Regions from separate parts of the Mus musculus genome. Here all the other regions are linked to region 3. Evidence: chromatin loops called from intact Hi-C (ENCODE). Cell type or tissue: heart. All regions are shown on one strand.

Region 1 (5,000 bases), 70 kb before region 3:
GCCATCACAACACTGGAGAAGTCTCCATATTTCATGTACTCAATTAGTGAAAACAAGCCCACGAACAATCATCCCCCCCCCCCCCCCCCCCCCCCGCTGCTTTTTCATCTATAGAGCTCAGGAACACCATGGTCACGGTAGCTGGCCTCCCGCTCCTGCCTGCCTTTACCAGTTACAGTTCAGGAACCGGACGCTAGAGGGAGACAAACCCCAGATGGCCTGGGCAGGAGGAACTACTAAGGCTCGGGGTTGCCTAATACAACTTTAATCCAACTGTGTGGCTGTCTGTCGTGTGGGAAACGGTACCTTCCGCTGCTGGCATCAGGCACTGAGCCGCTGCTGGCTCTGACTCAGCGGGATCACAGGCTCCGAAATCTCAAAGGTCTTCACAATCTCCTGCTCAGAAACGACGAACACTTAGGCAGTGGGAACATTCGTAGGGAAGGAGGACCAGGTCAGAACCGCCCTGGGGTGACCCGCAGGGCCTGCAGGGCCTTACCTCCCAGTCATGGTAACTCAGAGCTATAATTCCTTGACTCCTAATTTGAATGTTGTGGTCAATTCCCTCACTTTCTTCATTAATCACTGGCTCTGTTTAAAAGACAAAGATTTCAAACATTATCAGTCAGAACAGGTAACTTGAACAGCAAACGATCATAGGATTGAAGCTTGTACTGAGAAGATACTTGTATGTGCTGCCTAGATATCACGTACTACAAGCAGTTGAGTAGCGGAGCAAGTAACCCCGCTGATTCCCACACTGATCATGGGGTCTTTTTCTGAACGTTTAGCTTATCTGTGCACTAGCCACTTAGCTAAACCTTAGTGAGTCCAAGAGGAAGCCAAGCGCATGGAACAAATAACTGCATTGGAAGTCCTTAGTTCTCCATAAGGGACTTCAGAAGGGCATGAGTGAGAGAGATTGTATGCAGATAAGAGCAAGAGAGAACAGAACCTCGGAGGGAAGGCTTTGGCCACATGGACAGTGGTGGTCAGAAAGAAGGAAGCTACAAAAGTTACAAACAGTAAAAGTTGGGGGGGGGGGGGGCTGGAGAGATGGCTCAATGGTTAAGAGCACCGACTGCTCTTCCAAAGGTCCTGAGTTCAAATCCCAGCAACCACATGGTGGCTCACAACCATCCATAATGAGATCTGATGCCCTCTTCTGGTGCATCTGAAGACAGCTACAGCGTACTTATGTATAATAATAAATAAAACTTAAAAAAAAAAGTTAGGGGGATTTATCATTTTGTTAATCTTTTTTTTTTTCAAGATGGTTTTTCTGGGTAGCGCTTGCTGTCCTGGAACTCGCTCTGTAGACCAGGCTGGCCTCAAACTCAGAAATCCGCCTGCCTCTGCCTCCCAAGTGCTGGCAATAAAGGCGTGCACCACCACTGCCCAGGTTTTAAAACCATCCTATTTTCAGAATTTTCAGTTAACTAGGACAGATACATTTTGTTTACATCAATTTTATTAAAATGGGAATTTACCAGGCATGATGGCCCATGCTTTTGATCCAAATACCCAGAAGACATAAACAAGTGGATCTCTTTGAGTTTAAAGCTAGTGTGTTCTACACAGAAGTTCTAGGCTAGCCAGGGACACATTGTGAGACCATCTCAGTAGCAGAACTTCTTTGGTTTAAAAAACAAGAAAATAAAATTTTTGTAGTGGCACAAGCCTTCCTTCCCCACTCTTGGGAGACAGAGGCAGGCAGATCACAGTGTACCAGGTCTGACTGGTTTATGTAGTAACTTCCTGGACAGCCAGGGTTATGGATACAGACCCTGTCTCAAAACAAACAAAAAAACACAAAACAAAAACATAACAAAAAACCAGAAGCTTTTAATCCCAGCACTAAGAAGACTGAAAGTTTAAGGCCAGCCTAGACTACAAAACAAATTTCAGGCTAGCCTGGGCTATTTGCGGGGTTGGGGGGAGGAAAGAAGAAAAGAAGAAAAACAGAAAAAGACCTTACATTTAGCAAAACAAAATGGATTTCATAAAGTCTATTTTTTTTGGACTTTTTAAAAGATTTATTTGTTTATGTGAGTACATTATAGCTGTCCTCAGACACACCAGAAGAGGGCACCAGATCCCACTACAGATGTTTGTGAGTCACCGTGTGGTTTCTGGGAAACTGAACTCAGGACCTCTGGAAGAGTAACCAGTGCTCTTACCCGCTGAGCTTTCTCTCCAGCCCCAACTCTAATATTTTCTAAAACTGATTTCTATGAACACAGTATAATTTACCTATTATTGGCAGTCGGTCTTGGTCAAGTCTTATTCTTGCAAAACCATCCTGAAACAAAAACATGGTTTGAGGCAAGCAGCAAAATCTACTGCATGAAAATTCTTCATCAGTTAGGAAAAGCTCTACTTCAGGCAGCCAAAATGTACCCTAAGTCACAGACAAGTCTTTTCTCATATTACCCTACAAGGACTATTATTGCTGATGTTTCTAACTGACTTTTACCAGACTTTTACAGAGTCCACACTGACTTTATTACAATTATTACTATACTATTCCTTGGAGGAATGGAGCGACACTATGGTACACTGGGAAATCAGAGGACAACCTGTGACGTTGATGGACCATGTGGACCCTGAGAGAGACTTCATCCGCTGTGCCAACTCACCAGTCCTCTCTCCCGAGAAACCCTCAGGGCAGCCATCTTCCTCTCTAACTGATTTATGCATTCTATCACATATACTCCACATTTTAACATGCATTATTCTGTCACTGGGACCACTGGCAAACATGCCTCTATTGTTTGAGAGAGTACATGGATAAATAGAAGCTTTTGTCTAAATTTAAAAACCAAATTTATCTTACATGTTCCGGAATGCAACATAATGTAAGGCTTGAATCTCAATTCAAATATCCTTAGCACACTGAAAGGGGTCTGATTTAATGCTGTGTACATGTCCCATACTTAACGAGCTACAAACTACTGTAAAGCCACCCCCCCCCAGCCTTTATCCACGCGCTCCAGCTTTTTGGCCACGTTAACTTTATCACTTCCTTTCTATATCATTACTAGTATTACGTGAGAGGTGTGAGGCTGTCTCCTTCTCCTGCTTCTTTGGTCTCTTGTTTCTTTGGAATAAGTTTTTTCTTTGTGTCACCCTACCCTGTGACAGGGTTACTCTGTGTAGCCCTGCCTGTCCTGGAACGCACTCTGTAGACCAGACTGGCCTTGAACTCACAGAGATCTGCCTGCCTCTGCCTCCCGAGAGCTGAGACTAAAGACGTGCGCCATCACCGCCCGGCAAGCTTGTTTTTATATAGCATGAAAACTTCAGGAACGTTACCACATTGCAATCATTTCTTTTTCAAGCTTTACCATTATCCTTAGAACTAGAAGTATTTCAAATTTAGAAGAATTTGGGACTCTCTGCATAGATACAATGAGGTGTTTTGGAATTGGGACCTAATCTAAACCTGAAATTCATTTTTGCTCCATATACACCTTACACTGCCAGAAGGTAACGTCACACTCTAATTTAACTGGCCTGCTTCAGTAGTTGTGAAAATTTCCAATTTCAAATTAGTAATGATTACCTTGTGATTTTTAAAAACTAAAAGCAACCCATAAATTTTAGTTTACCCAACATACCAATTAATATTCTGCTATAATGGACAAATACCTCTCTCAGTGGTGTATCATTTTTAAAACACACAAGATGTTAGAGAAACCTAAAACCTTACCCGTATGATGAAGGAAACATGAAAGATGTTTTCCACTGTACGGGGGAAAGAATGTGGATCAACCACAAAATCAAAAAATGACATTGGAGTATCAGCTGTAGAAAAAAAGAAAAAGACAATCTTCAAATCACACACACACACACACACACACAAAACTATTATTTCAGAACAAGGTCTATGCCCTAATGTTAACTAGCAACAAGAAGGAACACGCAGGCCTCCTGCTGTGGGGTATAGACCATTCTGAAGGTCAGTTTGGCATTTCTACTAAAATACAGATAACTGATCTGGCAGCCACCCTCAGCAATTAGTGGCTCAAACAAAGACCCACTTCAGCAGTCTTTGTACGGCAGGAAAATGCAACAAAGAACCTTTCCAGTGATAAGGATTATTAACTATGTTTATGATATAGCCATCCCATGGGAAACCCTGAAAAGAATAAGGGCAAGTTGTAGGATGTCAAACGACGTCTACAGGGAAAAGCCACACCTCAGAAAGTGTATATCAGGATTGATTGATCAATCGATCGTTCGATCGATTGATTGATTAGCTTGGAAAAAAGAAAAAGTACCCCTCCCCCCCAACCTGACATGTATATTTACATGAAATAAACAGGAAACACTGTTAAAGCAGGCACCCGTTTGACAAGTGACCAACATGAGGAATACAAGGGAGGAGATACTTTTATGGGGGCTGGCCACATGCCTCCGAGGTTAAGAACACAGGGCCTGGCATGTGTGCTGTACACAGACATATAGGCAAGCAAAACACCCATACACATAAAATAAAAATAACAAATTTTTCTTTAAAAAAAAAAAAAGTAACCTAAAACACTTTTTAAGTTATTTTATCAACATCACATGAGGTATTTAGGAGGAAAAGCCTCATAAAATATGTTTGATTAAAAAAAAAGGAAGTGAGACAGGTGTATCTTCTGCCTTTAATTCCTGCACTCGGGAGGTGAAGGCAGGCAGACACCCATGAGTCTGAGGCCAGCCTAAACTACTGAGTTCCGGGCCAGCCTGGGCAATAACTCCTTTAAAAAAGAAACACAGGAAAGAGTCACAATAACTCAAATATATGCAACTGAAAATGCCTTTTAAATAAAACCACCTTGTAGGAAGTGACAAGCCCGCTAAACACCATTGGTGGTACTTTTGAGCGTGACGCCATACTTACGGTCTTCTCGAAAGTATGTCTGCAACAATCCCAAGATCCTCTCCACTTCCTTCTCCGTTGCTTCTTGGTGAGATTCTTCCATGCATTTCAACTGGCAAACAAATCAACA
Region 2 (5,000 bases), 160 kb after region 3:
TGCCCAGGTTCGCGGCAAGGCCCAGCAAGAGCAAGCAGCCTACCAGGCTAGCCTGCGGAAGGAGCAGCTTCGAGTGGATGCTCTGGAAAGAACGCTGGAGCAGAAGGTGAGAGGGTGGGGGCTGGGCACCCAAAGTGAGGCCCCTCTCTGGAGGGTAATAGAGCCTGGTGGGTTGGCAGAGGGTCTCTGGAGCAAAGCTGGGGTAGCGCCTGTTATAAGCGCATGCCTGGTGACCGTACCACGTTAGATCCGGTTTTGCCTTTTGTTTTTGTTTTCCTCTCTGTTTATCCTGGAATAGCAGCCTGCATGGTGATTTCCCACTTTTCATTCCTCCACATCATTTGTCAGATATCTGTTAAACACTACTATCTTAGTTAAGGTTTTACTGCTGTGAACAGACACCATGACCAAGGCAATTCTTATAAGCACAACATTTAATTGGGGCTGGCTTGCAGGTTCAGAGGTTCAGTCCATTATCATCAAGGTGGGAGCATGGCAGCATCCAGGTAGGCATGGTGCAGGAGGAGGTGGGAGTTCTACATCTTCATCTGAAAGCTGCTAGCAGAATACTGGCTTCTAGGCAGCTAGGATGAGGGTCTTAAAGCCCACACCCACAGTGACACACCTGCTCCAACAGGGCCACACCTTCTAATCTTGCCACTCCCTTGGCCGAACATATATAAACCATCACAACTTCTAACATGCCAGACGTTGCCCTTGAACCTTTTCAACTCTCATTCTTACTGGAGAGTGGGTGGGGAACCCACCAGTCCGCTGACAGAAGATGGGCGATGGCAGAGCCAGGCACATTCAGATAAACTCCAAAGGTCACTCAGTCTATGCCTAGGTTTCCTGATTTCCAGTGTGCCCACCTACCCTACTACTTACCCACTGTGTCCCTGGATGCCCCAGTGAAGCCCTCTGCCATCCTAGAAACACTCCAGTTCTGGGTGGTCCAAAGAAGGCAGGGTGTCTAGGCTGAGTACCAGTCTCCTTTGCCCTGGTGGGTGTTGACTCCCTCTGCTAGGTGCTGTCAGAGAAAGCCTGGCAATGAACCTGGTCAGACGCTCACACACTCTACCAATCGTATGGCCCTGGTGAGCCTCGTCCTCCATCTTGCTTCCTCAGTCCCCTTTAGCCCTGAAAATATTTTAGATAAGAGAATTTACCTGATGTCAAGTGTGATACTAACCCCACCCCACTTCCAAAAACAACTCTGGAGAATCATTTAGCCCCGTTCTTCCAGGATAAACAAAGGTAACGGCTGCTGGTCAGTTGACCCAAGAACTGTTCTAGAAAGAGAAGGGCAAACCATTGCCATATGGCGACTACTGTAGCTACGAGTGATTTCTGGACTCTGCTGATTGTTCAAAGCAGTCACCATGGAGACAAGACACAGAGCTGCAAAGCCAAGCATTTGTTCATTCATTGATTACTGAGTACCATTACGGGTTTGCTGTTGGGTCTATGTATATTTTTATAGAAGTGGAATGTTCCATTAAAATAAAGACCACATCCTCTAGTCATTGTGTGTGTGTGTGGGGGGGGCAGTTGTCAGTGTTTCCACAATATAGGTTCCATCAGACATGTGTTTAAATCACCATATAGTGTTAGTTCCTGAAGGAGGAGCCAGGATATATATTTCCAAGGTCCTTGGCCCAATCAGAGCAGCAAATGAAGGTGTTGCTGTGTTTTCCGGTAGATTAAAATACATGGATGCCAACAAATTGGGTCCCTTGGCCTTGGATAATAGCAAAGATTAAAATCTATCTGCAAAGGTAATTCCCTCGCTAACTAAGCTTCCGGAGGAATGAGCTGATCTTGGTGTTCCGCCCTGGAGGACAGTATGATGTATAACAAACAAGGCTTGTCTTAAAGAAATTCAGAAACACATTCAAGGCAGGTCCATGCAAGATGCTGGGCTCCGCGATGGGGCTACTTGCCCAGTAGTGGCTGATGGTGCTGGGGTTAACTCTAGGGACGGATCTCCTCCAGTGGGCCTGTGGGGCTTCCACCGTGAGTCGCTGCACATTAATAGACATTAGAATGAAGCTGAGTGGTTGCAAGCACAACTGGAATTTGTGTTCTAGGCTGGACACATCTGTTCCTATTTGACTGGCTGTGTGCTCTTACACATAGCGCTTAACCTCTCCAAGCCTCTGTTTCCTCACTAAAAATGGGTTAACAGCAGCTCCTTTTAAAGGGGTAGCATCCCGGAAGGCGGAAGGCGTTAGCTTGGTGATTGGCATGTGGTATTCACAGCAAAATAAGATTACCATTTGTAGCCAGCAGGGGGCAGTAGTGGTGGTGAGAATAACTAGAATTAGTGGTCAGAGATTTTAGCACTTGTGTGGGCTGGAGCCTCAGAGTATGCCTAGGCAGGACGTAGGCATGGTCAAGCTGTTAGGAGACAGTGATTCCTCACCCGGCTACCCCCCTCCACTCCCACGAAGGCACAGTTCCCTGTTCGGTGGGCACTGTGGTGTGGAGTCCTGGAGTCCTAACCCAGGGACAGCCATGGGCTGAGCCGAGACATGATGCAGGAGGTTCCAGGAAAGGGGTTGGTGGAGGCCAACCTTCCTCAGCATCTCAAAGGAAAACATGAGATGCAGGAGCTCTGTCCTCAGGGAGGGCTGCTGGCCACTTGTGCATGATCAAGAGCAGCCTTGGGCTCCTGGCGTCTCAGCCCTCAGAGAGTAGAGCCACATCTGCTGGACGTCTCCCAGCTGGATCCCCATCCTACAGGACAGGAACGGCCACCCAGTTGCCTGTGCCGCATGTGTGTATCTGCCTTTAAGTGAGTTTCAGGAATGAGCAAAGAATAGCTTCTGTGTGAGAGGAATCCCCTGAAGTGGCCTGCCTCTCCATCGCTGTCTGCGCCTTTTACTGCGCCATCTACTGGGCATCTTCTAAACAGCGCTAGCATTTCTCTAAACTCCGGGCCATTGTCAGGAAAGCCATGTAAGAGCCATGGAACTTAGCCCAGGGATGAAAGCTATACTAGCTAGCCCTCCACTGCACTCTGCTCACTGTATTTTTGTATTTACAAGACCGCACGTTTCTTACCTTATTTCATTCTCACCAACGTTTTAAAGATGGGGAGTCCAAGGTTCGGAGTGGCTGTGTAACTCGCTCACCCTTACCAGCCATAGCTAGGATGTAAACTTGTTTTGCTTCTAGTTACTTCCTCTAATTCCTGTAGATAGCTTTAGAAGAGACCAAGAGACTGGGTGAACTCCCCTACAAGGAGACCAGTGTTGCTACTGATTAACTAGTGACAGTAGTAGTAGCTGCTGCTGTTGAAGCAGGTCTCACTGTAGCCCTGGTGGCCTGGAACTCACTATGTAGATCAGGCTAGCCTCAAACAGACATGTGCCACCACACCTGGCTTGGTGGCTTGCTTGCTTCCCTTTTTTTTTTTTTTTAACCTTTTTGGTATGTATATTTATATACTTGTTGCTTGCGCATATATTATTTCAGGGCTAACCACTGTGTTTTGAGTCACCAACAGAAGCCTCATCCCTGGGAGAAGCTAATTCTTCTAGAAGGCAGTGAGGAATTGTGCTACTTTAATAAAGTGTTGCTAGTAGGGTCTCTCTAAAGTCCATACCTCACTAGTCCTGGGTAGCTGTGAGGTTTCCAGTGCCAGGCAGGATTTCCCTCCTATGGAACAGACCGAGAACTGTTGGTGGCCATCACCTTTAGATACATTTTTTTTTAAAGCTGGACATTGTGATCATAGGTGTCATGGATGAATAGAACTATGGATTGGTTCCCTCCCTTGCTGACTTTCATAGCACTTTCTTTTCTTTCATATTCTCTCATATATTACATCCCGACTACAGTTCCCCCTCCCTCCCCTTCCCCCCTTGTTTTCTGGTGCTATGGAAGTAGATCAGCAGGTCAGAGGCTTTCAAGTTAGATCACCTCAAGTCCCCTGAGACCATTGTCCAAAATGAGTGGTGTCTTTAGCAATGGGTGACTTGCCTTCAACCTGTGAGAGACCTGCACCCTGCTATTCCCCTCTCTCATGGTCCCTTTATACTTGACCAGTGTCTCTGATTACTTTTAAGACAGGGTCAGTCATTGGCCTAGAACTTAATAAGCAGACTAGGCTAGCCGAGGATCCCCCTCTGTCTGCCTCCCTCCCATACTGGGCTTGCAGGTGTGCACTCCCATATCTGAAGGATTCTGGGATTCTGGGGGCTGAGTTCAGATCCTTCAGCTTGCAACACATGGGCTTTGCTGACTGAGTCATCGCCCCAGCCCTGTAACTGGCTCAATTTCAAACACCAAGAACACCTCTCTTGTCTTTCATTTTCAGAATAAAGAGATAGAAGAACTCACCAAGATTTGTGACGAGCTGATCGCCAAGATGGGAAAAAGCTAACTCTGGGCCAAGTGCGTGGACTTGGCCGTTGCGTGCAATACGAGCGTCGGCTCAACTGTTTGTCCTTCCGATTCCGTGAACAGCGTCTCCTTTCACTTCCGTATGCACTACTGTGTCCTCTTTCTAAATAAGGTTGGTTTGACCGTATGCAGTGCCGAGACCTACCAGGATTCCTTGCTATCCGTTTGCATTTTCTAGTATAATTCATAGCAAGTTGACCTCGGAGTTCCTGTATCAGGGAGACTGTCAGATTCTCTAATAGACTACAAATTGCTGGCCTTGGCCTTGGCCTTTGGCGAGCAGCATCTGATGGGACGTGAACATATGCATCGGGACTCTTGCCTTAAGGAGTGTACAATTGATCCACATTTGCTGGTTTGGTTTTTTAGGAAAAAAAAAAAAAAAGAATGCATGTTTCAAATAAAATTCTCTATTGTAAATAAAGTTTTTTCTTTGAGTCTTGGCAGCGAGTGTGGCTGTGAGTTATTTTCTGGGAATGGCTGAGTCCTTTCCTTCATTAAATCATATCAGGTTTTGGTCTCTGCCTCTTTTGCTTATTGATTTAAATTGCATTTCCTTCATTATCGTGTCTGGGTTTGTAAGAGGGAGC
Region 3 (5,000 bases):
GTTTGATTTTGAGATAGGGTCTCACTATGTGGTCTTGGTTGGCCTGGAATTCTACCTCTAGGCCAGGCTGGCCTGGAACTGAAAAATTCACTTGCCTCTACTTCAGGAGAGCTGGGATTAGGGCATGCAGCTCTAGGCCAGGCACAGGAGTGAAACTTTGAATTGCAACTATGACCTTTGTAGTCTCAACAAGGAAGACTCCTTGTCTCCTCAGATCTCTATCACCTGATTTATGTTTGTCTAAGTAACAGGACAAAGCTTTTAGTATCCGGATCTAACTAGACTTCTCAGTTGGCTCCAATGCCGTGCGACTACTAGAATTATTGTTTCTGGAATCCCACATGAGAGAACCTACCGTTGGCTGAGTCTAAAAGTCCAGCTCTCCCCACCTCATCCTCAGAGAGTCTTGGGGTCTCTTAGGAGATCGGAGGACTTGTCCCCAGCTTGTGTCACACATGGATTGATGAGTAACAGCAGCTCAAAGCTCTTTAGTTGATTGCTCCTCAGCTTTAGTCAATTATCATTTACTCTTGAAGAACTGTCTCTCTTGGGCGCTTGAACTACACAGCATCTAGGAAAATGCAAACTCCTGTTCATAGCTGAAAACAGGGTGGTCCGCAGTAAGTGAGCGCTTGTCCAGTGCAGAGCCAAATTCCCTCCAAAGCTCCCCTGCCCCTGCTCTCCAGGCACTCACCGTATCCACCATGCAGTCAGGATGTTTGTAGGAGGCAAGATGGGGGAAGGCTCCTGTGTGAGTCAGACCAGCCTGGCATCGCTCAGAAGGATAACAATAGCATCTAACACTCACTTGCAGATGGGCGCCAGACACCAGGCCACATGAGCTACACATACAAAATAAAATTCTGCTTTCTTTGAACCAATTCAGCTCTGATTCTGAGTCTTGAACCCTGCCAGGCTGATGGGAATTCCCACAACTGCTGTCCTGTTCTATTTTTTTATGTATTTTATTTTATTATATTTTGAGATAAGGTCTCTTACTACATAGACTTGGTAGTCCTAGACCAGGCTGGCCTGGAACTCACAGAGTTCTACCTGCCTCTGCCTCTTGAGTGTTGGGATTCAAGATGTGAGCCACCATTTCATACTTGACATGCTTCTCTAAAGCCTGGTGTACTGAGGCTGTCATCTGACCTCCTCTCTCCTATTCCACCACCAAGAGACCCAGCCACGCTATCCATGGACCACAGGACCATGCTGGTCCAGGCACGCTATCCATGGACCACAGGACCATGCCGCCTCCCTGTAACCTTTGCCACAGGACCATTCCCTTGGGGCTGTTCCTCAATGCTCACTCACCTCTGAGCCCGAGAATACAGTCAGGAAGCAGGAGAAGGGATTCCTTACCATATTCCCCTGACACATACCTCCACCCACCCTACCCCAACCCCGCTCCAGGACTTTTCTCTGCTCTTTCATCTTCAAATTCGCCTGCAGTCTCCAGTGGCCCAGTGGGACAATCAGCATCTACTCTGAAAGGATTCAGGCTTTTACAGGGGCTAGGACTAGTCATGAACTTCAGACTATTTTCTACTTGCAAAAGCTCCAGAGACAGGAAGTGCAGAAAGGCCTGTGGCAGCTGAGGTGTGGGAGGAAAACAGTTGTCCTCTTTATCCTTATCCTTTGAGGCTCTGCGTCTGTGGATTCAACCCACCATGGACAGGGGTAAATGCACTTGTAATGAACATATACAGACTTAAAAATTATTCCTAAACAGCACAGTGTATCATCTATTTTCACCCTGTTAGCTATAAGTAGTCTAGCCAGGCACAGTGGAGTATTTACTGTGGGAGCTCAGCACTTGGAGCAGAGGCAGAAGGACTACCACGAGTGAGAGACTGGTATGGGTTACAACTGATTGTTCTCTGCAGGCTAGGACTCTGTAGCCAGACATTGTTTCCAAAAACCACAACCAGACAGATTTTAAAAGGAATTAAGCTGATTTAAGGTATTGGGAGAATTCATTGTGGATCTTGTGCCTCGGGAACTCAAACACCTGTTGATTTAGGGGGCCCCAGAGCCAGTTCTCAACAAATATGGAGAGAGAATGTACAAGGAGAAAGGTACAAATTAATCTTACCAAGGATTGCCTCTCTACCCAGGTTTATCTCCACAGCACAAACAAGGACACAGACTTGGAGCATTAAATATCTGCATCAGTGGGAGAAAGTCCCTGTTTTGCGTTAAGAACCATCTCCCTATTTGAATTAGAGGAGAACTAGGGGCCTACATGTCCCCTAGGGTAGGTTCCTCACCTACAGAGGAGCTTGTCTAACTGCCTTGCTTCCTGATTGCCACATGGTGTCGCTGTTATAACTTGACCTTGCATAGTACCTGGCTGCACTTGGGTTCCCGAGGGAGGTCAGTCCTCCCCTCCAGAGGGAAGCTAGCTTAATCCAGGTAACACCCCTGCTGCTCCCCCGGTTTACTTGGTGCAGTCGGCCCAGATGTCTGCATCTGGATTAGGTTCCAGGCCCATCAAATCCCGTAGCCTTTCTCTTCTTACATACCAACAATCAAGAACGGTAGCCCTACAACATGCAAGCTGATCTTGTCACACAACTTTCATAGAATAACTGGGCTTTGAGGCTGCTGTGGAGGAAGCAGGGATGTAGCCCTAGGCGTGACTTTGGAGAAACCTCCACTCTGGTGGAGCCAGGATTTTTGGCTATGCCACAGGCGGAAAAAAAAAAGTTCAGGATTCAATATGGATCAAAGTTAGAGTGTAATAAGAAAAAGATTTTAAAGTAGATTCAGGGGGGCTGGAAAGATGGCTCAGCAGTTAAGATTGCTTACTGTTCTTGCAGAGGAACTGAGTTCAGGTCCCAGCATCTGTATCAGATGGCTCACAACTGCCTGTATCTCCAGTCCCAAGGGAGCCAGCACTCCGGTTTCTAAAAATACATGCATTCATATGCATATACACATACATGTACACATAAATAAAAACAAATCATTTTAAAGGCTAAATAAACTAGATTTAAGCATGTGTGTTAGAGAAGAAAGATGCTCATGAGAGAGAGAGAGTGCATACTCAAGACAGGATTCACAGAAGGGTCAGGTGCACGTGACCATCTTAACACACTAATTATATAGGGAGGTGGTGGTGGTTTCTTAAGTCATTGTTCACAGGGTTTCATTCATAATTGTTTTTATTTATTGGGGTATACGTCTGTCACGGTACACTTGAGAAGGTCAGGGAACAATCTGCAGGAACTGGTTCTCTCTGACCATGTGTGATTCTGGGCGATCAAACTCGCTCATGCCACAGGGCTTGGCGGCAAGTGCCTTTACCTGGGGCATCATCTACCTGGCTGTATGCATTGTGTTTGTAAGGGACATTTTTGTCATTTTTTTTTGTCCCCTCTAATGGGAATGAGATTGTAGGAGATGGTGTCTCAGACACATTGGAGAGGATCATAGGGTGGTTAAAGAAAAATAGGTCATAAAAGGCCTCCTTACTCTAAGAAGGTCATGCGGAAGGTAACGTATTTGTTTTGACTGTGCACAAGGTTCATAATCGCAGCAAATTACTGTTTACAGCCGGCAAGAGTAGGAGGTGACTCTCAAAGGTCAGCTGTGCTTAAGCTTCAAGCATGGTTGTTAACATTCTCATATGAAATCTCTGTTAAAAAAAAAAAGAAAAAGAAAATGGTTGGGCGCGATGTCACATGCCTTTAATGCCTGCAGCAGAGACTCTGGTCCTCTGTGGGGTTGAAGCCAGCCTGGTCTATATTGTTAAGTCGTAGGCCGGCCTATAATTCTGTCCAATTGTATGTGAGAGACTACCCTATGATCTCATGACTCGGTGCTACATGAGGATGAATAGAATCGATGAGTCAAAGATGCTAAGGTTTGGGACCAAGAACCCCCAAAGAAACCTGGCAGTGCACTTGTGAGCAACTGTGGAGAAATTAATCAGTTTAGACATGGTGAAGGAAAGACTATAGGAGAGGTAAAGACTGGCTGGAGAGACTCCTGATCGGGCCTTTATTTAAGCAGGCCCCTGGCAGTAGGGAAGAGTGGCAGTTTAATGGGGTGATTATGGCCCCAAATCCTGTGAGGTCCTTACTGCGGTTTCTGTGATTTACGAAACTATTCTCAGATAGACCAGCTCCTCCCTGCATCCTTATTTCAGTGACTTTAAGCCACACTGTAGAGCTGAGGAATGGAGCAGGGGGTGAGGGTGGGGGTGGACCATCATAAGCAGACTCTGGGGTAGGGAGTGGTGGTCCCCATCTCCCTGGTGATAAGATTTACCTGTGTGTTGGGTAAATGCCCCTGCCAGTCCTGAAGCAGCGTCAGCTCCTAGGTGCCTCTGAGCAGCAGAGTCTCCAACTCTGGTTAAACCATTCCTTTATCAGCTGCTTTTCATAAGACAGTCTCCTGCCTAAAGCAAAAAAAAAAAATCCTTCACGCCGGGTGTGGTGGTGCATACCTTTAATCCCAGCACTCAGGAGGCAGAGGCAGGCAGATTTCTGAGTTCGAGGCCAGCCTGGTCTACAAAGTGAGTTCCAGGACATACAGAGAAACTCTGTCTCGAAAAACCAAAAACCAAAAAACAAAAACAACAAAAGAAAACTTCACATTTGAGTAAAGTCACTGTCAGGAAGATAGCCAGGTGTTTAAAAAAAATAAAATAAAATCAATGGGCTTTGCTGAAAGGCAAGGGTGTGTCTTATTTCTCTCTGCAAACATGCCTGCTGAGTGCTAGACCCAGGGTCCAGAGCTACACACATCCTGGAGCAAAGCAGTTCTGGATACTTGAATATAGACGACCTGAGGGAACCCTGGGAAAAAAACAAGGCTCAGAGAGGTTAGGCAAGCTACAGGCTCATAAAGACCGGAGGGGGCACGGTGGGAATTCGAAGCACTCCCAATTGATGCCGCCCCAAACCCAGACCCCTAAGCACAGACACACTTGATCCTTAGTATCTAATTTCCCTGTAAACAAAGTCAGGCCTTAAAGAGAACTTAAGATT
Region 4 (5,000 bases), 88 kb after region 3:
CCCATGAGTTAATACATCTCCCTCTTTGAGGGGGACAGTCTGGGTCCCGCCAAGCAATTCGCCCCTGTTCCTTACAAAGTTGCACCATCATGGACTGTTTTCTCCTTGAGAGGGGGATATGTCCTGCAAGCCTCGCCCCAAGTGCTTAGAGGTCCTCTCTGTTGGTCCTTTGTCATGAAGATGTTTATCTGTCAGTCCAGGGCCTTTGTAGAAGATTCTCGAAGCAGAAAGTTAAAGAGGCAGAATAGAGCCAGTGAGGGGCAAAATGGGGTTAGTTCAGGCTGGAACTAGGACCCTCCTCCTTCTCATTTCTCCCATTTTTTCCTAGTTGTAACCTAACTGAACTCTGTATACTACGTGCCCAGGGAGAGAGCCCCTTTCCTTGGAAGATTACATATCAACATTGATGAAGATCTTTTCCTACACATGTAAGGTTCTTTTGGCTCCCTACCTGCAGACAGAACTAAAAGATCTGTTTTTGTTTTAAATAAAGAGCCCCTCCCCCTCCCTATGGTTGAATAAATAAGTTGCAGGGTTCTTGGCACCAGGTGACAGTAGTGCTGACCTTGAGTGACGATGGCCTTCGTGGAGGTGTGCTGCCCTGCTGAAGGTTACCTTCCCCACACGACTGGCGGCATCGTTTGCTGTTTTTATTTAAACACAGAAAGCTCAGTGCTTCCTGGAGATTTCGTGTCACTCAATCTGGAGGAGCAATTTTGATGGTGTAGTATTTTTGACACAGAGAAGAAATGTGAGCCCAGGAAAGTCAGCTGGCCCTCGGGCTCTGCAGCTTATAGGCAAGTAGCAATTCTAGATGTGCAGCCTGTGCGGACGTCCTTAGCCACACTTTTAGAAGGCAGTCAGTACGTACGTCGGGAGGAATCTTAAAGTGTGTTGCGTAGCTTTATTTTATTTTATGGTATGCACCGGTCGGTTTTACTTCATATTATTATTTTTGGGGGGCCATAATGTACATGCTTCTTATGAGCTAACTGTCATTCCAGTTGAGGAATTGTAAAAACATAGAAGAGTCTTTCCACTTTCCTGTAAGCAGTGGTGTTTGAATCCAGCTGTAAATGTTCGGGGCTCAGAAAGCCATTGCATTGAATGTGTAAGGTGGTGGTCGGGTGTTAGGGTGACAGGCACTTACAGGGAGATAGAATGCTTTTCAAGTAGCCTCCAGTGAGAAGGCCCAGAGCTCCACTGCTGAGACTTTCCGAGCTGCTCCCCAGCAGGGAAATGGGGTCTGGCACTGGGTGTCCCCAGCATCTATGCCAGCCTGCCTATGTTTAGGATCGGGGATTATTCCCCTGTACATCCTTGGTATATGAGGGAGGACCCTGACGCTGGAGCACAGCTTGCATAGCATAGGGCTTGACTTTAGAGAAAATTCTTCTGGTGGCCAAAGACCAGAATCCAGCCCCAGTCCCTGAAGGTGGCCCTGTGCTGCTCTCTCTCCAGCTGGCCCCAACCTCTGCAGAGTTGTTAAGCTATGAAGGTATCCTTGGAAGCCTGGCCTTGGTGGGCTGCAAGCCTAGGAACTGTGCCAGATCGATGCTTCTGGGACAGACTTTAGTCCTTCCCCAGCCTTCCTGTCTGGAGAAAGTTCAGGTGTGTGGTCCTCAGTTTCCACTGCAGCCTGTTTTTCTGGTTCTGTAGCCTTCCTACAGTCTGGGGGAGTGAGAGAGCAGGGGCCTGTTTCCAACTTTGTCAATTGATAGACCACCTTGCCCTGCTCTCTGGGGCGGTGTGTGTGTGTGTGTGTGTGTGTGTGTGTGTGTGTGTGTGTGTGTATGTGTGTGTGTGTGTGTGTGTGTGTGTGTGAGAGAGAGAGAGAGAGAGAGAGAGAGAGAGAGAGGTACTGCTGAGTAGTATATATTTACTTCTCAAAAGACTCACTGTACTAGCTAGCAGTCTGGGCTAAGCTGGGAAGCTGGGCTTAGTGTGTGAGTAGAGGGGAGGGTCTTCGCTCCCCCTCCCAGCAGTTTCCGGAGGATGTTGGAGCTTTGTGAAGATGCAGGCGTCAGGCCGCTTGGTGGTGGTGACATCATCAAGTCCCAACACAGAGGCTGAACCGGGGGCTTTAAGAGAAGATCCTTTCCGACCTCGCCAGTGCTTGGGCTCACACTGCCTCCTTTCGGGCAGCTCCACGCGTATCGGCCACGCTCACGCACACACCTAGGCGCGCACCCGCCAGCTGCACTTGCACGCGCACACTGCCTTGGTGCTCGCCCCCCGGGCCGGCTCCGGCCTCGAGCCGCTGCTCCCAGTCGCCGCCACCACGGATGCCAGCAGCTGCTCCCATCTGCAGTGCAGCAGCCCCGGCCGCCGGCCGGCCCGCCCCGGGCTGGAGGAACCGCACCAGGACGCTGGCCCTGCTCGTGGCTAGTCTGCACGCCAGGGCTCAGCGAGGATGGGAGGGTCGCAGTCCCTGCAGCCAGCCCCAGCCAGTGACCTGAACCTGGAGGTTTCTGAGGCCATGTAAGTGCAGTGCTCTGCCTCCTGTAGTCCCCGTGGGGAGGAGAGGCTGCCCGGCTTTGTTAGTGCTTCTCTCCCCCATGTGGTGCAGCGTGAAGCCTAGGCTGGCCCGGGAAGCCTTGCAAAGATTTACCTGGTGGCTGCTGCTTGGTAGTGTTTTGTGTTTTAGCTGGACCGAGTTTCTTGCAGCCCTGGGATACCTCTGGAGCAGAAATAGCCCTCTGGAATTCGGTTTTGGTTATTCAGCAGCAGGGTGCATGGTGGGGGCTTCTGCGCTATCAGCATCTTTTTCCTCTGTACCCCCGCCCCCACTGGTATTTCCTGCTAGGGAACTGGAGGCATCAAGGAGAGAGGGCCTCCTCCTAGGAGGAGTATTGTACATGCTGGAAACAGTGCTGGGTTAGCTCCCTGCATGGCAGGACAGATGGATGGCATGGAGCTCAGAGTGCGTGTGCAGCCGGGCTAGTCCAGGCATCACCAGGCTACTCTCTTCTGCTGACACCGAGGACGAGGCCGCCTGCTATTATTAGTAAAGACAGCCAAACAGCCTTGTCATTGGTTGAGGCAGAGTCTGACTATGCATCGATCCAGGAATCCGATCTTTTCTCCAAACCACAGTGCTAATGTGCTCAGAAGTGGCTTTTTATTCCCGAGGAGTGTTTGTTACAGTTGCTCTTTCTGTTATGGTAGTCTCCATTACAAACCCAGTCTTGTTGGGGGCGCGGGAGGGATGGGGCTTATAGACTAGGTCTGTCTGCCAGGTCACAACTCAGCAAGAAAGGCTGCTGTCGAAAGTGGGTTCTGCCAGTTCCCTCGGATGTCTTCTCCCCTTTTCCAAAGAGGAGAATATTTCTGGAGACTTGCGGGGTGGGGGGGTGGCAGAGCAGTGTGCGTTCTTGAGTATTTGATACGTAACTTTAAAGCTCGCAGGCCCTGGTCTGTGTATTGGAGTAGGGTTTGGGCCCCATGAGAGGTGTGGGAGTGTGGGGCTTTCACCCTTCGCTGGGCTTAAGTGACACGCTGGACTCATGTGGTGATGTAATGCCGGGCTGAGCCGCATGGTTTTCCAGGCTCTGCCTTTTGAACAGCCAGTCATTCTGAGGAGCAGGTGTGCATCCGACCTGTGTCTTCATCCCCGTAACCTGAGAGCGCAGTATCTTACAATGGAGGTGTATTGTGTTTGGGAGTTTTTATGGTATGAACCTAGGGCCAGGCTGTCCTATCCACTCAGGTGCAGTATTGTTCGATGTGTGGAATATCCTACTGCCTTATAGGACTCGAGGAAAGAAAATTTCAGACTCTTTTGTTTGTTTGTTTTCTCAAAGTCTCTGAACTGGAAATCAGTGACATCTGACACCAAAGCACCGGAGGGACCAGAAAAGATAATGTGACCCTAGGTGGGAAAACTTGCACATTAGCCATTGGAAATTAAGTTCCCAGGTCCCGAAGGTCCCCGTCTTCTATCCTGGTTGAGTTACTGCCTTGTGTTCTTGGGAGCTGAGGGCTGAGTCTGGAGAGACTCTGGTAGGAACATGTTCTTTTAGATAATAGTCCTTAAGGGTTTGTCCCAGGGGGATAGTGGCAACAGAAGATAGAGGCCCCGTGGCCACCTTGAGAGGGCAGCTGCCCATCCAACCTTTTCATTGTTCCACTTGATCCAGTTTTACCACTTGAGGCTTCTGAAATGTCTGAGAGTACAATTTAAGATGATACATGAGGCGCCTTCACAAAAATCCTATCCTCCGTTCCCCAAAGTTTAGAAAAGTGGAAAGGGGAATTGTTGAGGGCTGTTGTTTCTAATGGCTTGCCTTTGCACCCCCTTCTCTAAGTGTTTCCCCTACAGATGTGTTCTGCCCAACCTTGAAGTTAAAAAAAAAAAAAAAAGAAAGAAAGGAAAGTAAAGAAAAGAAAACTACATTAAGAAAGCTGCTCTTCCACGTGCCAGCAGGTGTGGTGTTTTCATAGTAGTGTATATGAGTATTCGTGCCCACGAGTGATACAGACACATAGCAGGCGTGGCGGCAGAGAAGTGCTTCCGCTGTAAGCCGATGTCATGGGTTCGAGGTTGAAGGCCAGGGGCGCCCACCTGCTGCCAGCTGCAGCCCACGGCAGCAGGAATCTAGAGGGAACATTTCTTGGGTGAAAGCTGGATTTGTAGAGGCCCATATATAAAGGTGAAACTGAGGAAACCGAGCGAGCGAAGGACTTTTGTTTGTGAAGCACTCTGCTTTGTTTGTTTGAAGGTTCTATCTTAGATTTCAAGTCTGGCTGCCTGTAAGTGGTTTGTGTAGTCCCAGTGAGCAGATTGGTCCCTCTCAGAGAGCAGTGAGGTGAGGAAGGAGGAAGACTGGGAAAGCTAAAGCCACATGGGATTGTGGGATGAGGGGACTGAGGGAGAGGGTGAAGATCTGAGGCAGCCAGCCCCTCAAAACCCTGAGGTGACACATTAACTATAGCATCAGACTCTGGCAGAAGTGCAGGGTCTGAGGCTCCACTCAGATTCAAATCACCTTTTTAACCAT
Region 5 (5,000 bases), 150 kb after region 3:
TGCTTGAGAACTGTCCACTGTGGGTTCTGGGTCTTCTGGAGCAGCACAAGTTCTAACTGCTGGGGTGTCTCTTTATCTCCTACGAGTGTTTTTAGAATAACACAATGCACGAGTTAAAGAATCCAGTGAGATAAATGTGTCCTGCATCCCCCTGCTTCAACTCCAGCAGACTCGCATTCCTCCATACATTTCTAGTAGGAAACAAAACACCTAGATGAGGGTCAGGGCCTGTTTTCTAGGCCACCAGCACATCTTCCCGAAGGCACTGTGTCACTTTCTGGGTGACTGGATTGAATGGGCAAAGACCCTGCATCTTCAGAGGACTGCTCTTGCAGAGGGATGCTTGACACCTTGATATTTTCATCTGGGGGAGTTGCCAAGCAATGCTGGTACACACCTTTATTCTCAGCACTTGGGAGGCAGAGGCAAGCAGATCTCTGTGAGTTCAGAGCTAGACCGGTCTATGTAAGGAGTTCTAGGTCAGTCAAAGGTTACATGGTGAGATACTGTTTTACACACCCACTCCCCAAGATTAATTTTATTATTTATACATATACACATACATATATATACATATATATATATATATATAGAGAGAGAGAGAGAGAGAGTTTAAAAATACAAGGGAGGGAACTGGAGAGGTAGCCCAACACTTAAGAGCACTGGCTGCTCTTCCAAAGGACCTGGGTTCAATTCCCAGCACCTATATGGCAGCTCACAACTGTCTGAAACTCCAATTCCAGGGGATCCAAAACCCTCATGCAAATATACATTCAGGTGAAACACCAATGCACATAAAATAAAAGTAATAAATAAATCATTAAAAATGCAAGGGGACAAGAAGCAGCCTAAGACCTTGCGGAATGTCTCCTCCATTAGAGGAGACTAGCTCCTGTTTCCGGAGGCTTTGGAAGAAGATACGGAAAGGATGTTAGGGAGCTACAAGAGCAATGAGAAAGGCTTCCTGGGGAGGGAAAGGTTTGAATTAGACTCGAGAAACAGATTCTGGGTGGCAGAAATGAGAGAAGGAAGTAAGCAAACACCCTAGGCTACACTTGGAACGAGAGAGCTGAGATCGGGGGAAATTGTCTATGCACATTGAGCGCCATGTCCGTGAGCCAGCTGGAAAGTGCTGAGCCCGTGAGAGCAGTGAGATGTGAGACTCTGGGGGGCGCTCTGGCCCGTTGGTTCACATAGTGGACAGCGTGGTGGACTGAGAGCTTTATGCCGGGAGAAGGAACTTAGTGATGGAGCTCAGGGATGAGTGCAGAGGGTGTGAGCCCAGCTCTGACCGGATTTGTGCTGCTGTTCCCTGGTTACACTGTAACACCCCCCCACGCCCCACACCCCCCACCCCCCACCCCCGTGGGCAGAGATTTAACACCGTCCTGTTCTATAGCTGAGTGTTTCCTTGCCTTTCTTCCAGGAAAATTGTGGCCGAATATGAGAAGACCATTGCACAGATGATCGGTGGGTGTCACGACTAGAGTGCTCAGGGGAGGGGGTAGGGGAATGGGGGTGGGTTTCAGCCACAAGGCTCAGAGCCAGTTCCTCTAAGAGTAGTGAGTTCCTCGGCAGGGACCATCTCAGCCGCACTTGTGGCTGTACCCTGAGGATAGCCAGGAGAATGTACGTCACAACTTCACAATTCCCCAGCATCTCCACAGACCTCATTTACCCAACCAGGTGATCCACCATGTTGGGAAGGAGTCTGAGTCTGGCCAGTAAGTTGGATTTTGCTTGCAGGAAGCATAGAATTAAAACCCCCAACCCCAACTTAGTTTAGAGTCCATGATTAAATATACAGCCTTAACACATAGATTTAGGGCCAGGATGGAACCCATGGCAACTCCCTACCCAGTACCCTTCCTCTTGCGGCTGGCAGAGCATGGTAGCCAATCCCAGCTCTCCCTGAGATGTGACACCTCCGTCAGAACACTGCATCCCTGAGTGCCAGAGCTGAAAGATTGCTTAGGCCTGCAATGAAAGACGGCCCTATACTAGCAAATGACACACAATGACCTGTGTGCCTTCCTTCATCTTTCCTTCCTTCCTCCTTTCCTCCGCCCCCCTCCTCTCCTCTATTCCTCCCTTCCTCGTGTTACTATCTATCTCTCCATCTCCCCCTCCCCATCCTCCTCCTCTATAATGAGAAACATTCTTGGAGATAGTCCAAGACCAGGCTTGTATAGTCTTGGGGAGTTGGTCTTCATGTTGATTTATGTCTAGCTATCTGTTTATTTGCTTAGGTTCATGATAATCAGTTTTAAAAATGATTTTTTTTCCCTACCTAAGGATTTGTGGGGTAAACATACAAGTTTGTGCTGAGCCTAGATCTGCACAAGCTTACAGAGCCTAGATCTGTACAAGCTTACAGAGCCCTGTAGCAAATGTTTGGCCTTTTGAGTCCTACCCGTCTATAGCTGACCCCAAGATGAACGGCTCAGTGGCCTTTGCAGTAGCAGGAGGGCCAATGGTTGAATGGCTGGCCCTCTCGGGAGCATTAATTGTGGCCTACGTTCAGCCACATTGATCCCATGGAAGGTGCATCCCATCAGAGCCAAATGCACAAGCTTATGGATGAGATAGAAACTTCAACATGCTGCGCATTCTAAGAGCTGGCAAAGGAACTGGAGAGGAAACAGGCTTCTCTCAGTGTGGACAGGGTTGCCTCCTGTGTCTTGGGATATGACACTGGCAGATGCTAGTGTGGTGTTGAGGGAGAAAGGCCTGAGGGAAGGCTGCCACAGCCAGCTTGTAGCAAGCACACAGCTAGGGATGTTCAGAGAAGCAGGAGTTCCCCCTGGTGGACTCTAAGCATGAGAGCCTGTCCAGCTGACCTATCTGGGAATCTGCCATTATGGTGAGACAGAAGCTACTAGGTGCTGATTCCTGCTTCTGAGAGAAATTGCAGCTGACCGCAGTTGGAACATTTTAATCTTGGACAGTTAAGAAGGGTGGGTATCAGAGGCTTGGTGCATTTCTTTCTTGGACTCTGAACAGTTTTCTGTGTACAAGAGAACCCCCAGGATGGCTCAGGGAGACTGCTACAGCATCCCTAGCTGAGTGCATCATCTCTTGGATAACATCCCTACTGTGTGCATAGTCACGAGCCTTACTCACCAGCCTCTCCCTCATCCGCTTTTCCAAAGCTTTTCTAACCCAGAAAAATTGTATGTCAGTTGCTGTGGAGGATCGCTGGGTGAGGCCACTAGACATTTCATGTTCCGTGTTGACAACCTGTGACATGACCGCCCAGGGAAGGTGGGTGGACCCGCCTGCCTCGTAGGAAAGTAGGTCCCTTCACATGTAGAAACAAGCCCATGGGCCTCATCTGGATTCCATGTTTTCATCCCAGTTTCATTCCACCTGTCCAGCAAGGCGAACCTGGGCCTGAGAGCCTGGCAGCTTAGGACCAGAGTGCATGTGTTTTGAGGGAGAGCCTGGTTCCTCTGACCCAGGCGCCACACCTGCTCATCCCTTCTCAGCAGCTCCTCAGGAGAAAGCGTGCCTTATCTAAGCTCAGTAGTGGGCTCCATGGAATGCAGGACAGGAAGGAACCTCTGCGCTTTCTGCATTCCAGATTGTGGCGATTTTTTGTTTGTTTGTTTGTTTGTTTGTTTCTGCTTTTCTAACAACTGCCCTGATTCTCTGTTTTGCTTCCATTTTCTGTTGCTCTTTGCCCTTTGCTTGCAAAACAAACAGGCAAGCCTGGTAAGTAACTGCTCCCTACCCCCACCCCACCCCCACCGTCTGACACCCACCCATCGCAGCCCACCCCTCGCAGCCCCTTGCTTGTGTTTTGTTTTCCTGGCTTGGTTATTTTTGCTTTCGTATTTGCTGCTTTCCCCATTGGATTTAATAGTGGTTTGCCTGCAAACGCCAGAAAGCCCCCATCAGGGTTTCGAGTCCCCGTTGTCCTGTCTGGGGGCTGAGGCTGATTTCCTGACTTTAAGAGCCTAGCTTTGTTGGTCACGAGTAAGAAGATTTGTGCAGACTTGCCATTGCCTGGCTCTCCTGGGAACCGGGCAATTCTATTTTTAAAAGTGACAAGAGGAAAGCTTGGGCTAGGCGACATCTTAGATTCAGGAAATCAGATGGAACTCTGTTTGATAAATAGCTCCTTCAGCCTGTCTGGTGAAATGTATACGTGACCACAGATCAGCCCAGAATGTACATTGTACGGCATGCTGGGAGCAAAGGAAATGGCTAAAGTTCGGTCAATAACATCTAGTGGAATTTGCCAGTGCCCTCTCCTCTAGGAGTGTGGATAGAGCAAGTCTATTGCTTGTATTAAAAAGCTCTCTATTTAAAAGGCAGCACTTCATGAGTCACTGTGACGCTGTCCCACTGGGTCAGGGGCGATGTTAAGAGCTTCTGTGGGCAGTGATGCTGTTGATAACAGGTCAGATTCCAGGCCGTCCCAGGGCACCAAGAGCTTTGTATTCATTCTCTTTTTTTTTAACCTCTCCAAATGTTATGGCCCAGAAGCACTGCTATCCCCTGGTTCTGGTTCTGGTTCTGGTTCTGGTGAGGAGGCACAGTGAGTTTAAGAACACTGCAGAGTTGGGATTCCAAGCTGGCGTGTCAGACTCCAGAGCCACTGCCCTTGGTGGCTTCTGGACGCTGCTGAGAACCCTGGGATCATAGAGGCAGGGTGGAGGGACAATAGGCATCTCCTAGGGCAGTGGTTTTCCAGGCAGGGCCCTGGGTCAGCTCTATCTGAATCCAGGGAGCTTGTTACTTGTGTAGATTCCCCACCCCGATCTGCTGAGTCAAAAGAGAGGAGGGAGCCATGTCTGTTTGTGTAGCCCTCCAGCTAGCTCTAATGCACACTCTCAGCTGACAAGGCCCTGGGTCCACAAAATTTCAAGGCTTGGAGTAAAATTCAGGCTGTGACACCCCCCCTCCCCCTCACTGTGACACACAGTAATAATGTGCTGAACTTAAGACACAGCAAGAGGGTGCTCTATCAGAAAACAGAAGGAAAAATAACCCAA
Region 6 (5,000 bases), 130 kb after region 3:
CTTTTCTGTTTCATCTCCACACTGTGATCAGCATGAGACTGCTTGCCTGTGAAACATGATTACCAGCAGCTGCCTGCTTGTCCATAACAGAACACTTCCCCTGCTTGGTTTATTTATATTTATTTTTTTTTTAAATCATTATCATACATTGCTTTTTAACTCCTCATTCCCCTCCTTTTTGTTGTACGTTGGGCTGGTGGGTGACTGCTCACAGTAGTAGCAGGATGCTTTCATATTAAGCACTGCGTGAAGCCTGGGCGGAGACCACCGAGGCTGGTTCTCGTGTTGTGAAGTACTACCATCTGGACTCTTGCAAATTCATGCTTTCAGAAGTCTGAGGGAATGTGGGATCACCCAGTGTGGAGCCCACGGCTGAAGTCCATTGCCAGCGTGGTTGTGCTCCTCCTGGTCACTTACATCCAGGCTGGATGCTAACCTGTCAGATCTGTGGGTAGCTTTGCCAGGCATTAGTGCAACTGGCTATCTGTATGCCTCTGGTGCTCTGTATCCTAGCCAGGGCTCTGAATCTATGTGCTTTGCCCCTATCCTTACAGGGGCAGCTCCCCTCCCCCGGAAAGCACAGAGTCTCCCAATGCTGTCTTACCCAAGCAATTATAAAACAGTTGTATATTTATATGCATGAATAAATATATGCCTTATGTTGGGACTAGACTGTTTTACGGTAAATGCCATAAATGCAATAAATAACCATTTATGGTCATTTTTTTTTAATGATCAAATGCCATTGTTGGAGTGTTTTATTTGAGAGTACACAAGGAAGGAACTTGGGTACCAGATTTCTGTACCTACTCAGTTAATATGGAAAACAGAGGTGTGTGATGGATTTAAAGGGAGGGACCACCTCCTCCATACCTATGCTCTGGCTTTGCCTGGTCCTAAAACCATACTGGGGAGGGCTGTAAACCAGAAGGGAAGGGCCAGTTTGCAGGTTGGAGGCCTTCATTTTTGGTTATAGAAATGACCCCAAGAGCATGGTGACTAATGGACCAAACAGCACTGTTTATGCTAAATCAGAATATTACTGTTTATGCTAAACTGGAATTAGTACTTTTTAGGCTAGTCCAGAATAGTACTGTTTATGCTAAACCAAATAGTACTGCTTATGCTAAAGCCATCCCTTTCTCCTGGGGCCAGTCTGACACTCCACCTCCATTACCTTGTATGAAAGAACAAAAGAAAGAAAAAGGAAGGGAGGGAGGAAGGAGAATCTGGTCCATTAACCATAGCCAGGGAAAAGACATAAACTACCGCCCTCCTCATCTCTGCCTCCAGTCAGAATCCTACCCAGAGACTTGCAGAGCAGAAGGACCCATTGTGCTCTGTGTTCCTGTGAGTACAAAGGGCTCACAGGATCCCCACAGGATCCAGAACTTTTCTGTTTCCGTGTGGGCTCCTCTGGCTGTTCATTAAGAGCTGTGTCTCGTTGCACATGTGCAAATTGGATCCTGTTAATTAGTGTCATAAGCCTACAGCCCTCCCCCAGCCGTAGCTGGCTCAGAAAGAAGTCTCCTCACCACGACTTTGCTTTTATAAAAAGAAGAACGGTTAGTTAAATTTAGCTGCATTTTTTTTTTCTGGGTCAGCTCTCCAAAATGGCTTGTCTTTAAAGGTCTCCAGCTTGGTGGGTCTTCCCTTTGGGGGCTAACGTTAGAAAGTCAGAATGGGTTCCCTTTAGCTGGGGTTTGGTAGGTGGGGGGTGGGGGTGGGGTAGGAAGTTACTGGGTGCTTTGGAATGACCTGTGACCCCATTTTATTTACAGTGACACGTTTAGGGTGAAGAAGTCTCCAAAGCGGTCTCCTCTGTCTGACCCGCCTTCTCAGGTACAGCATTCCCATGACCCCTTACACTGTATTACACTGTATTACACAGTATTACACTGTATTACACAGTATTACACTGCTGAGCAGGGAGGTTAATGCTGCTTGTGTGTGCATACATGCCAGGCACACGCTCCCAGCACCCACATGGTGGTTCACAACTGTCTGTACAAAGGTTCTAACACCCTCTCTTGGCCTCTGTGGGTACCACGCGCGCGCACACACACCCCCACACCACTTACACATATAAAATAAATCTTTCCCTCTTAGCTGTGTTTCTAACAAGCTCATGCCATGTCTTCAACTCTCTATAGACCAAGGAAGGCAATCCTCAGGCAGGCTTGCTGCCATTCTGGGTGATAAGACAAGTTGCTCTTCAGATCCAGACCAGCTTCAGTTGTTGACCAGGTGGAACTAGGACCTTAGCTCCAGGCATTGGAGACTTGAGGTCCAATCGTAGCTCTTGCTGAGTTCTCTCTGCCCTGTACAATGGCAGTAAAACCCCCTTCTCTCTTCAAAAGGACTGGAGTGATGACTGTTAGTGTTGCTGGTACTACAGTTTAACTGGGCTGTCTCCGACAACCAAGTGTAGAGACTTATTGTTTTGAGACAGGGTCTCACTGTAGCTCTGACTGGCCTGGTACTTACTACATAGCCCAGGCTAGCCTCAGTCTCTTAGTATTGAGATCACAGGTGTGAACTACTATATGAGGTTTGGTGGTGGTGCTGCTGCTGGGAATTGAACCTAGGGCTGTGCCCCCCACAAGGTAAGCACCATACCATGGAGCCACATCTCTAGACCTTGCACAAAGAGTCCTACGCTATAGCCCAGCCTAGTCTCACAGTCCCAACTGTCCTCCTGCCTCGGCTTCTCAAATGCTAGGATTACAGATAGGAGTCACCATGTCCAGGTTTTTTTTTTTTGTTTGTTTGTTTGTTTTAAATTAACTTTTTTTTTTTTTTTAAGGTTTGTTTGTTTATTTTATTTTTGGGTACACTGTTGCTATTTTCAGATGCACCAGTAGAGGGCATCAGATCCCATTTCAGATGGTTGTGAGCCACCATGGGAGTTGAACTCAGAACCTCTGGAAGAGCAGCCAGTGTTCTTAACCTCTGAGCCATCCCTCCAGCCTAAAACTTAACAATTTAATTAACTAATTTTTTTTTTATTCCCCATCCCTAATTAGCTAATCTTGATAGCCCATGGTCACTCCCTGAAATCAACCATCAGTAAAGGAGATCCATAGAGGAGAGAAGGGGTTTCCTTGAGAGGCCCCGTGGATCAGAGTCCCCAGGGAACAGACGGAGGGGTTTCCCTGGCTTGTGGGGCATGGCTTCCGATCAGGAGACTGGGTGAAAGAAAAGGCTGCTTCATCTCCTCACAGGACCCCACTCCAGCTGCCACGCCGGAAGCACCCTCAGCCATCTCTACAGTGGTCCACGCCACAGATGAGGAGAAGCTGGCAGTCACTAGCCAGAAGTGGACGTGTATGACGGTGGACTTGGATGCTGACAAACAGGACTTCCCTCAGCCCTCGGACCTGTCTAACTTTGTAAATGAGACCAAATTCAATTCACCCTCAGAGGGTAAGCAACTCGGTGGCCAGCCAGACCCACACCTTGCCTTGGAGAATACTGTCCCTAGGGGGCAAAGAGCCAGAAAAGGTACTTGCCAGCCAGGTAACCATTACCCGTGTGACAGTCTGCACGCCTCCCACTGTATGCAAAGCTATGGCTTGAGAGCACCTGTCCCTTGACCCTCTGATGCCTGCTGAGAACCAGACTAGAACCCTCTAGCCCAGATCCTGAACCCTCACTTGCTTGTTCTTGGCTGTATGGCTTTGGATACCTTCTGTAGCTTTGAAAGGCATTGCTGCTCCAAAGGGACATCTTTCACACTGATCTTTGACTGTAGGTCACCCCACCTCTGGGTCTTCTGGTACCAACCTTGTTCATGTCCCCCTCAGGATGGGTAGCCAATATGACCACCCATTTTAATCAAGCCTGGAACCAGAGGCTTACACCCCCTCCCCCACCCCTGCTTGCTATTGAGAACTTGATTGCATTTGGAAGGTCCCAGGCACTTGTCTTATCTTGGTGTCTACCTTTATGCTGTGTATTCAGTTTCTGCTTTCTCTCTGATTGTTGGGTTTGAATGAGTCATATATCTTAGGGCTAGAATGTTCTCACTTGGCAGAGTGCATCGTGCATAAACATTCTCTACTACATTAACAACTAGTGGCACACATCTACACTCCCAGCCGTCTAGAAGGTAGAGACGGGAGAACCAGAAGTTCACCCTCCTTCCCCACCTTTGCCTGTCTCAGCCTTTGCCTGGATATCTACTCCTTTCCCTTAATGCTTGATCTGGGGCCTCTTAAGATCATGATGAAGAAGTTTGTGCATTTCGTGTTCATTACTGGGCTGTGTGCTTACTGAAAGCAACAACTAGTTCCCTTCCGTGTCTCCACACTACTATGAGGATCATAGGAGCTGAAGATGGGTTTGAGATCAAAGAAATGCAAGGCCAGGGCAGGTAAACAGCAGCTGCCACCTGCATAGGGAGGGGCCTGAGGAGGGAAAAAAGCCACTTGGATAGCATCTCCAGTTCCCTGCTGGCTCACCTCTCTTGAGCTAGATAAGAACCTTCTAAACACCAGAAAGAGAGAGACAGACAGACAGACAGACAGACAGACATTTAGAAGCCAGCTTGGGCTTGTATTGAGAATTGAAACACATTTGATCTGGCAGTGTGTTGGTCATGAACTAAGACAGTTCACTAAACTTTCTGACAATTGTTTCTGCAAAAATTCAGCAAATGGGGAAAGCTTAAGGAGATGACGCAGTGGGTCGAAGTGTTTGCTATGCCAGTATGAGGACCTGGGGTCAAATTCCAAGAACCCCTGTAAAAGCCGGATGCGCATGCGCAGGACAAGCATCACAGTACTCCAGCAGAGAGATGGGGGCAGAGACAGGAGAGTCATTTTTCATCTAAAGAAACAAAACAAAAAAAACCCACCTCAAACAAGTGGAAGACATGGGATGACAACTAAGCTTGTCCTTTGACACCCATGTACACACTATGCTGTACACACATCCATATTCACACACACGAATATTCATATGCACATGCCTTCACACAGAATGAAGCTCAGAATGAA

What was found. Peaks named below come from ENCODE experiments on the same cell type or tissue, not always from the same donor. Only the 100,000 strongest peaks of a DNase experiment are listed, where the experiment ranks them.
Region 1: a loop joins it to region 3, with 2.1 times the contacts of the local background. A loop is called at or near these places in 10 of 42 quality-filtered maps.
Region 2: it touches region 3 in a loop (5-fold over the local background); 8 of 42 quality-filtered maps call a loop at or near these places.
Region 4: it touches region 3 in a loop (7-fold over the local background); 7 of 42 quality-filtered maps call a loop at or near these places.
Region 5: it touches region 3 in a loop (8-fold over the local background); 8 of 42 quality-filtered maps call a loop at or near these places.
Region 6: it touches region 3 in a loop (2.8-fold over the local background); 2 of 42 quality-filtered maps call a loop at or near these places.

What each region holds. Positions count from the first base shown.
Region 1 is chr7:130,533,271-130,538,270 of GRCm38, forward strand. Nsmce4a (NSE4 homolog A, SMC5-SMC6 complex component) reads right to left here. Exons shown (of 11, transcript NM_001162855.1): 6 at 4,892-4,982; 7 at 3,713-3,807; 8 at 2,254-2,302; 9 at 500-591; 10 at 307-396. The coding sequence ends at 322. Among named protein-coding and RNA genes, the nearest start is that of Nsmce4a, 12 kb to the right of the region's middle. In heart, CTCF peaks have their summits at 202 and 2,082 (motif pointing right); a DNase peak (open chromatin) is centred at 241; H3K27ac peaks cover 86 bases.
Region 2 is chr7:130,759,930-130,764,929 of GRCm38, forward strand. It overlaps Tacc2 (transforming, acidic coiled-coil containing protein 2), which reads left to right. Exons shown (of 22, transcript NM_001004468.3): 21 at 1-106; 22 at 4,325-4,957. The coding sequence ends at 4,390. Among named protein-coding and RNA genes, the nearest start is that of Btbd16, 12 kb to the right of the region's middle. In heart, CTCF peaks have their summits at 2,283 (motif pointing right) and 2,915 (motif pointing left); DNase peaks (open chromatin) are centred at 2,642 and 2,902; H3K27ac peaks cover 447 bases.
Region 3 is chr7:130,602,975-130,607,974 of GRCm38, forward strand. The region is part of intron 2 of Tacc2 (transforming, acidic coiled-coil containing protein 2); the gene reads left to right. Gm34365 (a long non-coding RNA gene) reads right to left here. Exons shown (of 3, transcript XR_378536.3): 2 at 4,279-4,408; 3 at 3,125-3,643. Among named protein-coding and RNA genes, the nearest start is that of Gm34365, 13 kb to the right of the region's middle. In heart, a CTCF peak has its summit at 2,301 (motif pointing right); no DNase peak of the experiment used is centred here; H3K27ac peaks cover 441 bases.
Region 4 is chr7:130,690,507-130,695,506 of GRCm38, forward strand. The region is part of intron 5 of Tacc2 (transforming, acidic coiled-coil containing protein 2); the gene reads left to right. Among named protein-coding and RNA genes, the nearest start is that of Gm34283, 28 kb to the right of the region's middle. In heart, CTCF peaks have their summits at 2,137 and 3,532; a DNase peak (open chromatin) is centred at 2,185; H3K4me3 peaks cover 2,859 bases; H3K27ac peaks cover 4,917 bases.
Region 5 is chr7:130,752,192-130,757,191 of GRCm38, forward strand. It overlaps Tacc2 (transforming, acidic coiled-coil containing protein 2), which reads left to right. Exons shown (of 22, transcript NM_001004468.3): 18 at 1,427-1,470. Among named protein-coding and RNA genes, the nearest start is that of Btbd16, 19 kb to the right of the region's middle. In heart, a CTCF peak has its summit at 2,800 (motif pointing left); no DNase peak of the experiment used is centred here; H3K4me3 peaks cover 351 bases; H3K27ac peaks cover 2,229 bases.
Region 6 is chr7:130,731,725-130,736,724 of GRCm38, forward strand. Tacc2 (transforming, acidic coiled-coil containing protein 2) reads left to right here. Exons shown (of 22, transcript NM_001004468.3): 9 at 1,782-1,842; 10 at 3,225-3,504. Among named protein-coding and RNA genes, the nearest start is that of Gm34283, 13 kb to the left of the region's middle. In heart, a CTCF peak has its summit at 2,859 (motif pointing right); no DNase peak of the experiment used is centred here.